Linked DNA regions of Homo sapiens: region 1 is linked to region 2. A link is a contact called in ENCODE Hi-C or POLR2A ChIA-PET data. All regions are on one chromosome and are shown on one strand. The core of a region is the stretch at or near the end of the contact, and the rest is flanking DNA. Distances in the headings are between cores, read along the strand shown.

Region 1 (5,156 bases), core at 809-3,308, 470 kb before region 2:
CTACAATGTCTGCTTTATTAGAAATAAAAATTACATGTTACCACAGTATTCTGCCCTTGTCCTAATATGCAAAGATATTTCAGTGCAAATTTATTTTTCCCCAGCTTTATTGAGTTACAATTTATATCCAATAAAATCCACCCATTGTAATTTAGCAATTGGTAGCTGTAGTGTAACCATCACCACAATCAAGAAATAGAACATTTTTATCACTCTAAAAAGTTTTCTTTTGACCTTCCCCTGAGCCCTGACCCCAATTACTACTAATCTGGAAAGCATTTTTAAGGCTTTAAACAAGGTAATTGAGGTATAATTGCCATATAATAAACTATACATACTCAGAGTGTACAATTTGACATGTGTCGACACATGGGCATGTCCTGAAACCACCCCAACAACAAGACAGAAAGTATATGCCTCCTTCCATGCGCGGATATACCACGATGTGTTTATCCGTCTCGCCTGTTGATGGACATTTGGGTTGTTTCTAGTTTTGGCTATTACAAATAAAGCTGCTATGAACATTTATGCAAAAGTCTTCACTTGGGCACAGGCTTTCACTTCTCTTGAATAAATAGCTCTGAGTAGAACGATGGGGTCATGTGGTATTGTGTATTTAATTGCCAAGAATCTGTCAGTTTTCCAAAGTGCCTATACCATTTTACATTCCTAACCACAGGGTGTGAGAGCTCCAGTCTCTGCGGCGGCCCTCACTGTAGTTATTCTAAGCTATTTGTAGTAATAGCCATTGTAGTATATATGTATATATTTGACAGTGTCTCCCTTCTGTTGCCCAGCTGGAGTACAGTGGCACAGTCACTGCTTACTGCTGCCTTGACCTCCTAGGCTCAAGCGATACTCCCACCTTAGCTTCCTGAGGAGCCACGACCACAGCCTAGCACCACCACACCTGGCTAATTTTTTTTTTTTTTTTTTTTGTAGAAATGGGGTTTCATTCTGTTGCCCAGGCTGGTCTTGAACTCCTGGGCTCAAGTGATCCTCCTGCCTCAGCCTCCTGAGTAGCTAGGACCACAGGCTAGTTATATCATGCCTAGCTAATTTTGTTTATTATTTATTTATTTATTTTTGTAGAAACAGGAGTTCACTGTGCTCCCCAGGCTGGTCTGGAACTTCTGAATTAAAGTGATTCTCCCACCTTAACCTCCCAAAGTGCTGGAATTAGAGGCGTGAGCCACCTCCCCTGGCCAAACATTAATTGAATTAAGTCTTCCTGAAAGTGCTATTAAAAACCCAAGGAAAACTAGACATTAGAAATGTGAAACAATACCTTCGATGTTAATCAAAAGTGAAGGAACTAAGAACGGTCTTTTCTGTTACACAGGCTGCTCTTGAGGACACCAAGAATCTCACACTAACTGTTTTCTGCTTTCCTACCTTAGCCCACAGGAAAGGTCGCCCATCCTAAACACACCCTCTCCACAGCCTCCCAGTCAGCCCTGCCGCCCCCCGACAGTCTCACCTCTCCTCTGATGAAATTGCACAGAGATTGGATAACTGCCCTGTGGTTTTAAGTGGAAAATATGGCTTCCTGGTTGAACTTCAGACTGTTCTATGAGATAATAGACCCTTTTTCTCTGAATCTGGGTAATTCAATCCTGTCTATCCCCACGTGAAAGTCTGTCCAGTTGGAGAAATATTTAGTAGCCCCTGTGCTCTGCAGCTTAGTGAATTCCAGGGGCTGTGAGCTTTTGAGGGGTCTAAGCCCCCAGAGCTCAGAGCAGGCGCCATGCCTGTGACAATTCCTTAACACACTTGTGCCACTCTCAGAGAAATCCACTGTTGAAAGTCCATTTAGTGGTCAAGATGATGAGATGAGTAAAACTTGGAAAATTTTACTGCTGAATGACTAATGCATGTTTTTTACCAAGCTATTTTCCTCGTATCATGTTCAATTTTGACAACTGGGAAACTGTCTGCATTTGTATCAGAAGAAAGGAGAGAGACAAACAGGATTTCTTTCCATGAACATGCGCGCTGCCTTCCTTTCCGTTCTGTGACTCACGGATGTGCCGGCCAGCCTTCTGACGGAGGCCCTGAAATGGGGATATTGTGTTCCTGATGATAGGATCTGAGCACTCCGGGGGCCACGACGTGATTTGGATCAAGGGGGTCATTGTTCTTTGGGGGGTTTCCAGTGAGGCATGGGTTTTCTCACAACCCTGTGACTAAGCTGTGATAAGCTGCTGGCTCCCTGGGGAACCTGATAGGGTCTGGCCGTTTTGAACTTTGTGGATTTCTCTGGCTCTTCCTGGCCCTCTCCCACAGTACCCATAGGATGATTTCTTTCCTTTCTGCCTTTTTTTTCTTTACCTTTGCTGAAAAGACAGATTCAGTGAAAGCCTGTGTCTTGTTCTATTACCCAAAATGTTAGCATCCACCACACTCAGGGCACTCCCCGTGAGAAGCAGCCTCCTAACATGGGCTTGTCCCTGTCCCAGGGAACGTGCAGCCCTAGCTCTAACAATCTGCAGCATGAAGGGGGCTGGAATCTCTCCTCTGTAGTCGGTCTTTAGACACTCTTTGGAAATAATAAATATTGTGCAAAGAAAAGTGGATAAAAATTGCATTTTAGGGAGGGTATTGGAAGTGCCTCCCCCAGCCCAGGCACTTCCCTGCCAGGTCATTCTTTTTGGGCTAGTCATTGCTTTCCCCTTGAGGCAAATCCTCCTTGGATGGGCCTGTCCTGAGAGGGACTGAGGTCATTGGAAAGTGCTGGCTGGACTCAGCATCTGTGGTCCTTGGTGTCAGAGAGACCAGAGTTTGAGTGTGACCCAGCACATTCTGGCCATGCAACCTCTGCCAGGTTTAGATGATCCCACGTGGATTTCTCTTCTATAGTTAGTGACAGCAACAACCAACATGCAGGAGTTAGTTCTCAACTGTTTTGAAACGATGGTCACCTCCTTATCTCAGGTCAGACACTGTCTTGTTAACAAGCTCTCAGGAACCGGTGGTGGCATGTCAGAGACCGCTAGTTATCTCAGGGGCACGGCCTCTTGCTTTGACTATTTTCCATTGATGGGACATTTGACATCTCTGCCAGGGTTCATATTAACTTGAAGAAAATGGACAGTGATGCAACTGACTCTATCTGCTGGCAATACAGTTGAATTTGTCTTGTCGAGATGCTGATAGCTTACTGAACAATAGATCATCACCCAACAGGGACTGTTTTATTGCACCCTAGGGCCCTGTGATCTGGCAACATCCTTCCAGCATGCCTTCTGTCAGAGACTGTAGTCTTTCATTCTTTTTCTACTTTTTGAACCAGCTCTGCCACCATGCTGGCTTCCATACTGAGTTCCATAAACCATTGACAGATGCTCCTGTTACATAAGAGTCATACTTTTAACTTGTAAAAAATTCAACCTCAGCAAGGGCATCATTCTACCCCCACACCTTTTCAATCTCTGCTGCCTCCCTCACGTCTTCTTTTCTCCACCCTCACATCCTAGAAAATCCATCCAGTCGACTAGGAGCAGTAGCTCACACCTGTAATCCTAGCACTTTGGGAGGCTGAGGTGGGTGGATCACCTGAGGTCAGGAGTTTGAGACCAGCCTGGCCAACATGGTAAAACTCCATCTCTACTAAAAATACACAAAATTAGCCAGCTATGGTGGTGGGCACCTGTAATCCCAGCTACTCGAGAGGCTGAGGCAGGAGAATCGCTTGAACCCAGGAGGCAGAGGTTGCAGTGAGCCAAGATCGCACCATTGCACTCCAGCTTGGGGGACAAGAGCAAAACTCCGTCTCAAAAAAAAAAAAAAAAGAAAAGAAAAGAAAAGAAAATCCATCTAGTCCCAAGACTTTAGGTACCTAGATGCTGACTACAAAATAGACCCATCTCTAGGATGGAGAGCGCTCCACCTCCATGGCTGTATGGCTCCCCCAGACCTCTCGACTTGCGTAGCTGTTCGTGTCTTAAGAGCATCCACATTGAACTCATCCCAGCTGAGCTCCTGGCTGCCTCCCGCACCTGCAGCAATCTTTCTCCTTAGCTCTGCAGTGGAAATGCCACTCTTCTGGTTGGTCCAGCTGAGGCCTGAGAGGGACCAGGGGGTGACAAACACCCTGGAACTTCACAGCTGGAAGCAACACTCATTTCACTTGCTCCGTCTCTCCACTGCACTGCTTCTAGCCTGTTAGTGTTCTCGGTTTCCTGAACATTGCAGGCATGATCCTGCCTCAGCACCCTTGGCCCCCCTCACAGTCTATATCAAATGTGTTGGGAATTCCTAGTGGCTCCACTTCAACTGTCCCCACCTAGGCACCTCTCTCTCTCCCCTCCACGCCACCCTGGGCCACGTCTCCATCAGGCTCTCACCTGTGTCCTGGCCACAGCCCCCACCTGGTCTTGAGTGCCCTGCCCCATTCACAGGGATTCTCTGAGCACACCTCTGCTCTAAGCCATTTCTCCAGTGGCTTCCAACTTCATGCAAAGCAAGAGCCAAAGTCCTTTCAACAGTCTACAGAGCCCTATATTCACTGTTCTCAACAGTAGAGAGCCAGAGAGCTGGCAGCGTGAGGAACCCCAGAATCCCTGCCAGCGTGGTTCGGAGGCAGCAGGCCTGGGGTGGGCCTGATAACTGGCATTTCTACCGGGTCTCCAGGCAAGGCTCTGCTGCTGGGCCTTGCCCTCCGTGATCTGTGCTCCCGGCCCCCGGGAACCACACGTGGAGGCGAAAGCAACTCCAGCTTGGATGCCAACCCACCATGCTGACTTTGAATAGACCCCAGTTCCGGAAGGCCTCTATGATTTCTAAGTTATCTGCTGTTTGTTGTGTAAGAGCACCCACTTAAATCTCACCCTTAGGTCAAAACAACCTTGACCATAACTCCTGTCCTTAGGCAAATTCACATAGCATTCTTGCATATGTGAAATTTCCCTACAATTGTCCTACACCTTCCTTCTGGCACTGTGTAAGTCTGAGGAGTAATGGGGATCCACCATCTAGTCTTGCTGCTGACAGAGATATAGACATGGCTTCTGTTCACACGTTCCTGTTAAATGTTTCTTTCTGGATTACCACGGTGGCTCACACCTATAGTCCCAGCTCCTAGGGAGGCGGAGGCTAGAGGATCACTTGAGCCCAGGAGTTTAACTCGGCAGTGAGCTATGATTGAGCCACTACAC
Region 2 (4,988 bases), core at 331-2,830:
AACAACTACAGAAGTTATTCGGCAGTTTCCTTTTTTAAAAGAATTAGCATGGCATGTCTTTCCTCTTAAAGTCTTGAATAATTTAATGAGAATTATACAAAAGTCATGAGTATGTTCTATTTATGGGGGAATCATAGCTGAATCAAAACCCAAATGACAATGTTAAAAATAAAAATAAACTATCTTCAAATAGTGCATTCAATTGAGCAAAGGACTTCAAATCCCACTTGGATTAGACAGTTTGAAAGTAGGAGGGGGCAGATCAATTGGGATTTTTTTTTTTTTTTTTTCAGATCACTGTGCTTGGGAACATTTGTTTCTTGCTACAAAAAGTGTTAGTAAATGAACATCAGAGTAAGAGAAAAGGAAAGCTGTTTGATTTTATTTTTGTGTTGTAATCGGGATACCACTTGGTCCCCGGACACCTCACTCAGCCCCTGTTTTTTTCCCGGTAGCTGGAATGCTTTTCACACTCTGCACACCCGCGTGTAGATGCATCGCTCCGTGCAGAGGGGCAGGGCCGCCGGATGAGCGAGGACACAGCTGACAAACCAACTCCGAGAAAGGAAAGCGGGCGCAGGGGAGACGCTGCTCCTTCCTCAGAGCAGCAAGCGAGCCACTTCTTAACCGGGTTGCTTTTAGCTGAGCTCATGCATAAATCCTTTTTAAAGGGTACTGCGCCTTTGGAAGCCGGCCACGAGCCTCTTTAGCAATGAGACAGCATGGTGGTGGGGTGGGGGGGGGGCGGGGGGGAGGGAGGGTATGAACACGAGGTGATTTTCCCCATAATAGCCCGTCGCCCAAGGCCCACCGCTCCGTCTCCCGCTGGAAGTAGGTGTCGCCCGCAAGAAGGAAATCACGTTATTGGAGGCGGCAAGTTCCAGGTCTCCTCTCCCGCCCAGCCCCGCGGAGGGGGAGCTCACAAGTTCTGAAACACTCGCGCACACCCCTCAGTGCGCCCCGGGCGGGGGCTGCCGTCCTCCGCGACTCAAGAGCGAGCGCCCCCGCTCCCCGGCCCACCCGAGCCCCTCTGCGTTCCCCGCTCTTCTGTGCGGGGACAGCTGCTGCTTTGGGGGCGACGCTAAGCCGCGTGGAGGCGTCTCTGGACAGCCCCCTCCCTCCAACGAGCCCGAAAAGCCCGCGGCAGCAGCCGGGGGTCCCTACCTTCTGCGGGGGGGTCCCGATCAGCATCTCCAGGTAGTAGCCGCGGCCAGAGTCCCCCTGCAGGTTGTCTACCATGGCCAAGAAGTTGGCGGCGCCCGCGGGGGACGCCAGGGCAGGCTCCAGGGCGAGCGCCAAGCCGTCGGCGTGGCGCTCGGCAGGGGTCCCGGGTCCCGGGGTGGGCGCAACTACGCGGTTCGTGGCCGCGGCCACCCGGAGGGGCAGCGTGAAGGGCGCGGGGGCCAGCTCCGGGGCGGCGCGCAGGAGCCACTGGGCCAGCAGAGGCAGCAGCAGCGCCCGGGCCAGTGCGCCCATGCCCACGGCGGGGCCCGGGGGGCGCGCCCAGCCTAGCCGGTCCCGTCCCGTCCGGCAGCCGCGGCTCAGCGACTCGGCCGGCGCGCGGGGCTGCGGGCAGGGATGGGCGCGCACCGGGACCGGCGGCGGCGGGGAGGACGGGAGGAGGGCCCAGGGGAGGAGGCTCGCGGGAGGGGAGGAGGCTCGCGGGAGGGGAGAAGGCGGAGGCCGGGGAGGCGGGCGCGGAGGCGCAGAGCCGCCCCAGCCCGCGCCGCCAAGTTGGGCAAGTTCTTCTCCGCTGCCCCCTCTGGCGGCCGCGACTGCCCCGCAGCGGCCCAGCCCCTCCCCCGCGGCCAAGGTCACAGCGGGGCTCGGGGGGCGCCGGGGTCCACCTGCGCCTGCCCTCCCCACCCTCGCCGGGCTCAGGCCGCGCCTCTTCCCCGGGAAACTCGAGTCCCGAATTTCCTCGGAAAGCGCCCCAGCGGCCACGGCCAACGGATGTGACGAGGCTCATCTGATACCGGGGGGAAAGTTTCGAGAACCCTTAAAGGGGCAGCGAGGGCCTGAACTAGGGCCCCGGCCCCGCGCGCTTGGGGGTCCGCGGGGGTCTATTCGCCCGGCAGTGGCGGGAGCTTCCGGGGGTGACTCGGAGGTCAGCGAGGAGAGCGGTGGATCGGGAAGGAGCCTGGAGCCTCGCGCGCCTTTCCGAGCCTGCGCCTCCCCTCGCCAAGCTCCTCCGCCTCATTTCAGTCGCCGGGTCTGGCTGCTTTCGAGGCGTTTCCCGTCCGCTGCCCCCGAGCCCCCGCCCTCAGTCCAGCCCGTTCCCCGGCCTCATCCCCCGGCGGCCCCTGGGTGGTTTTAAAGAGGTCTCAGTGGAGGCTGGGAGGGTGGAGGGTGGAAGGAGGCAGAGGAGGATGCGAGAGCTTTGGAGAATTTTCCCTAAAAATCGGGGGAGGTGGGGGGCGTGGCTGCTGCTGGCGCCTGGCCCCAGCCTCATTGCCCCCCCTTACTCCCTCTGTTGCCCACAGCTAGCTGCGAAGCTGGGCTTCACCCCAGCCACCTTCCCCCCACCCCCGCCCCCTTCGCCCCCTCCGCCGCGCCCCTGTCCCTAATGCAGGTCAGATGCTACTGGAACCCGCTGCCTCCCCTGGCACCCAGCCCTCAGGCCACCTAGTAAGTTGCTGTCAGGATCCCAAATCAGGGCCACGAGTCCACCCTGCTGTGATCCCTGCCCTTCTCCCCCACCTCCCCTTCTATCCCCAGCCAGCTCTCTGCGGACTGTCTAATTAATACTCGTTTAGCCATAGACGCCAAGACGCAGAAATGCGTTGAGTAATGCAAGCAACGAGGGTTATTTTATTTTAGATACTAAAGGCAGGGGGGACAATTAGACAAGCTAAAGTCCATCGATTTCTACAGAAACAAGGAATAGAAAATTCTTTGTACCTCCTCCAGCTGAATTATGTTGGCTGTTTTAAAAAACAAACAAGCCCATCTTCAAACAGTGGGGAGTTAGAAGCCAAGCTTCCCCGAATCACTGCAATTTTCAGCTACTTCTACTCAAGATTTGATTTTTATTCCTGTGTTCCCAATTTTAGAATCACGTCTAGCTCTGCAAGGGACCTTTATGTCAGAGATCTTCAAATGTATTGATTTTCAGATGACTTTAACCATAAATCACACTTCCCCCAAACTATATCTCAACTTTAACAAATCCCCAACTCCATGAAGAAAGGCATAGCTGGATCCCGTGATATAACTTAAGTTGATATTCTCCATAAATCTGCATAGTTATTCCAGAGCCCTTCTATTCATATATTCACGTTTCAGATTCAAGGTTGTGGAGGGAATGTGATTTTTTTTAAAATGATTATTTATACTCCTTGGTGTCCAGTCTTGAGGGGTTCAAAAAGACATTCAGACAGCTCTGGGAAGAATATAATCTTTCTGAAAAGCACATGAAATGTATTAGGGCCATTGATAAAGAGGCTATGTGACATATAAGTTTAATACTAGAGACATTTGCTCTGTCTAATAATTAAAAGCCACAAGGGAAATTTTTAAAAAATCAAGTCTAATTAAAGTTTGTACAAGAAACGCGTGACTCAGTCTAGGGTGAGTATTCCTAAGCTTTTCATTTTAAGAGGGATGGTTTGGGTTTGTGGGGAAAAGGATGCATAAAGATCCAGGGATGGAGGAGCACACAGGCTTCCATGGATGGCAGAGCTGTCTTGTCAGAAAATAATGCAAGCTGAAGGGACAGCATTGGGTGACTGTCTCCTTGGTTGTCTCTGTTTTCATGAATGGTCTTAGAGCATATGATCCCTATTCAAGCCTATGGTGCTGGGTGGATTTGGGAGACAATAATTTTACTTTCCAGGTGTTGGAACTGAAATGATAAGTGGCAGCCCTCTCATGGAATAGCATTGATTTTTAAACCATGGTGACCGATGCAGGGCAGAGAAAGGAGAAGGTGAGACCCACCCTCCTGACCTCACCCCTAACATCAGAGGACATGGGATACTGCCCTGCTCTTCCTCACTCCACCAGAGCCTCCAACTCCTTCCCTTCTCCTTACAGCCTCTCAGCACCCTCGTTTTCAGCCATGGCCTTCCTGAGTCCATTCAGGAAAACAAAAGCCCTGCAATTAGATGGGCCTTCTCTCCTTGGAAAGAACAAACATCACCATTAAACATGACCCTGGACGGTGGAGAGCGAGGAAGGATCTCACTCTCCAGCCCAAATGACTAATAGAAGATTCCTGGTAGGAACGTGTGGCGCTCAGCCAGAAAGAGTCACCATCCCATGTTCCACTGATGTTTGTTGTCTCTCACTGCCAGCTCCCAGTTCCTTTTACACCTGCGATTGTAACCGGGCCTATGTTAGATGAATCATAAGGTGTTTGTTTTCCTTTATCGTGGTCCTTGGCTTCCTCCAGGCATGCCTGTTTGCACATAGTCCTTTTAATAGAAGGGAGTCCCTTGTCATTAACTTTATATCCTGGCCCCAAGCCTCCTCACATGATTAATGAACTTGTTTTTCTTTTAAAGAACAATGATCTTTAGGTTAGGCAGATCTCTTTGATGGCATCCAGAAGTTTGATCGGGCTGGGCCGAGGGACGCAAACAGCTTTGATCATGGGGGATCTTACCTCCCACATACTTACCTTACCCATAGAGGCGCCAGCTGTGGTCCTGAACTGATTCAGAAATTTCAGTATTCTGAATTCTGTATTTCTGAGGCCTTTAAAAAAATGATCCTTTGATATATCTACTGAAAAGTTCTGGAAACAATAAGTATCCTTAGTATCATATTAGGGTTACTAAATATCACTTCCCTCCAGAGAGAACCAGGGCTTTTTGGAGAAGGCTGATTTTATAAACTGAATAAGATAACCCTAGAATATCTCATCACACCAGAAAGCAAGGATGTTATCAAAGACTTCTGAGGTCTTGTCATAAGCTGGGGCAAAACGGAGACAATTTAAACATCATTAAAGGCAGTAACTGCAATGCCTCAAAACACTTCAATTA

The links. Hi-C counts contacts between places; a loop is a spot of excess contacts on that map. ChIA-PET counts read pairs that join two places held with the same protein, here RNA polymerase II (POLR2A). Pooled maps may share reads with other maps.
Region 1: a pooled map shows a loop between it and region 2 (2.1-fold over the local background). The contact joins the enhancer-like site here to the promoter of BACE2 in region 2. A Hi-C loop is called at or near these places in 2 of 50 pooled maps. POLR2A ChIA-PET finds 5 or more read pairs at or near these places in 2 of 52 experiments (A673 and MCF 10A).

Annotation. Positions count from the first base shown.
Region 1 is chr21:41,638,958-41,644,113 of GRCh38, reverse strand. LOC105372812 (a long non-coding RNA gene) reads right to left here. Exons shown (of 2, transcript XR_937741.1): 2 at 2,327-3,347. Among named protein-coding and RNA genes, the nearest start is that of LINC00111, 38 kb to the left of the region's middle. Within about 2 kb of position 2,058, at least 17 of the 41 ENCODE cell types and tissues checked have a DNase peak (open chromatin) inside an H3K27ac peak, as active enhancers do.
Region 2 is chr21:41,164,752-41,169,739 of GRCh38, reverse strand. BACE2 (beta-secretase 2) reads right to left here and starts at 1,580. Exons shown (of 9, transcript NM_012105.5): 1 at 1,165-1,580. The coding sequence starts at 1,476. It overlaps MIR3197 (microRNA 3197), which reads right to left and starts at 2,183; the gene lies at 2,111-2,183. RefSeq lists a silencer at 1,572-2,021.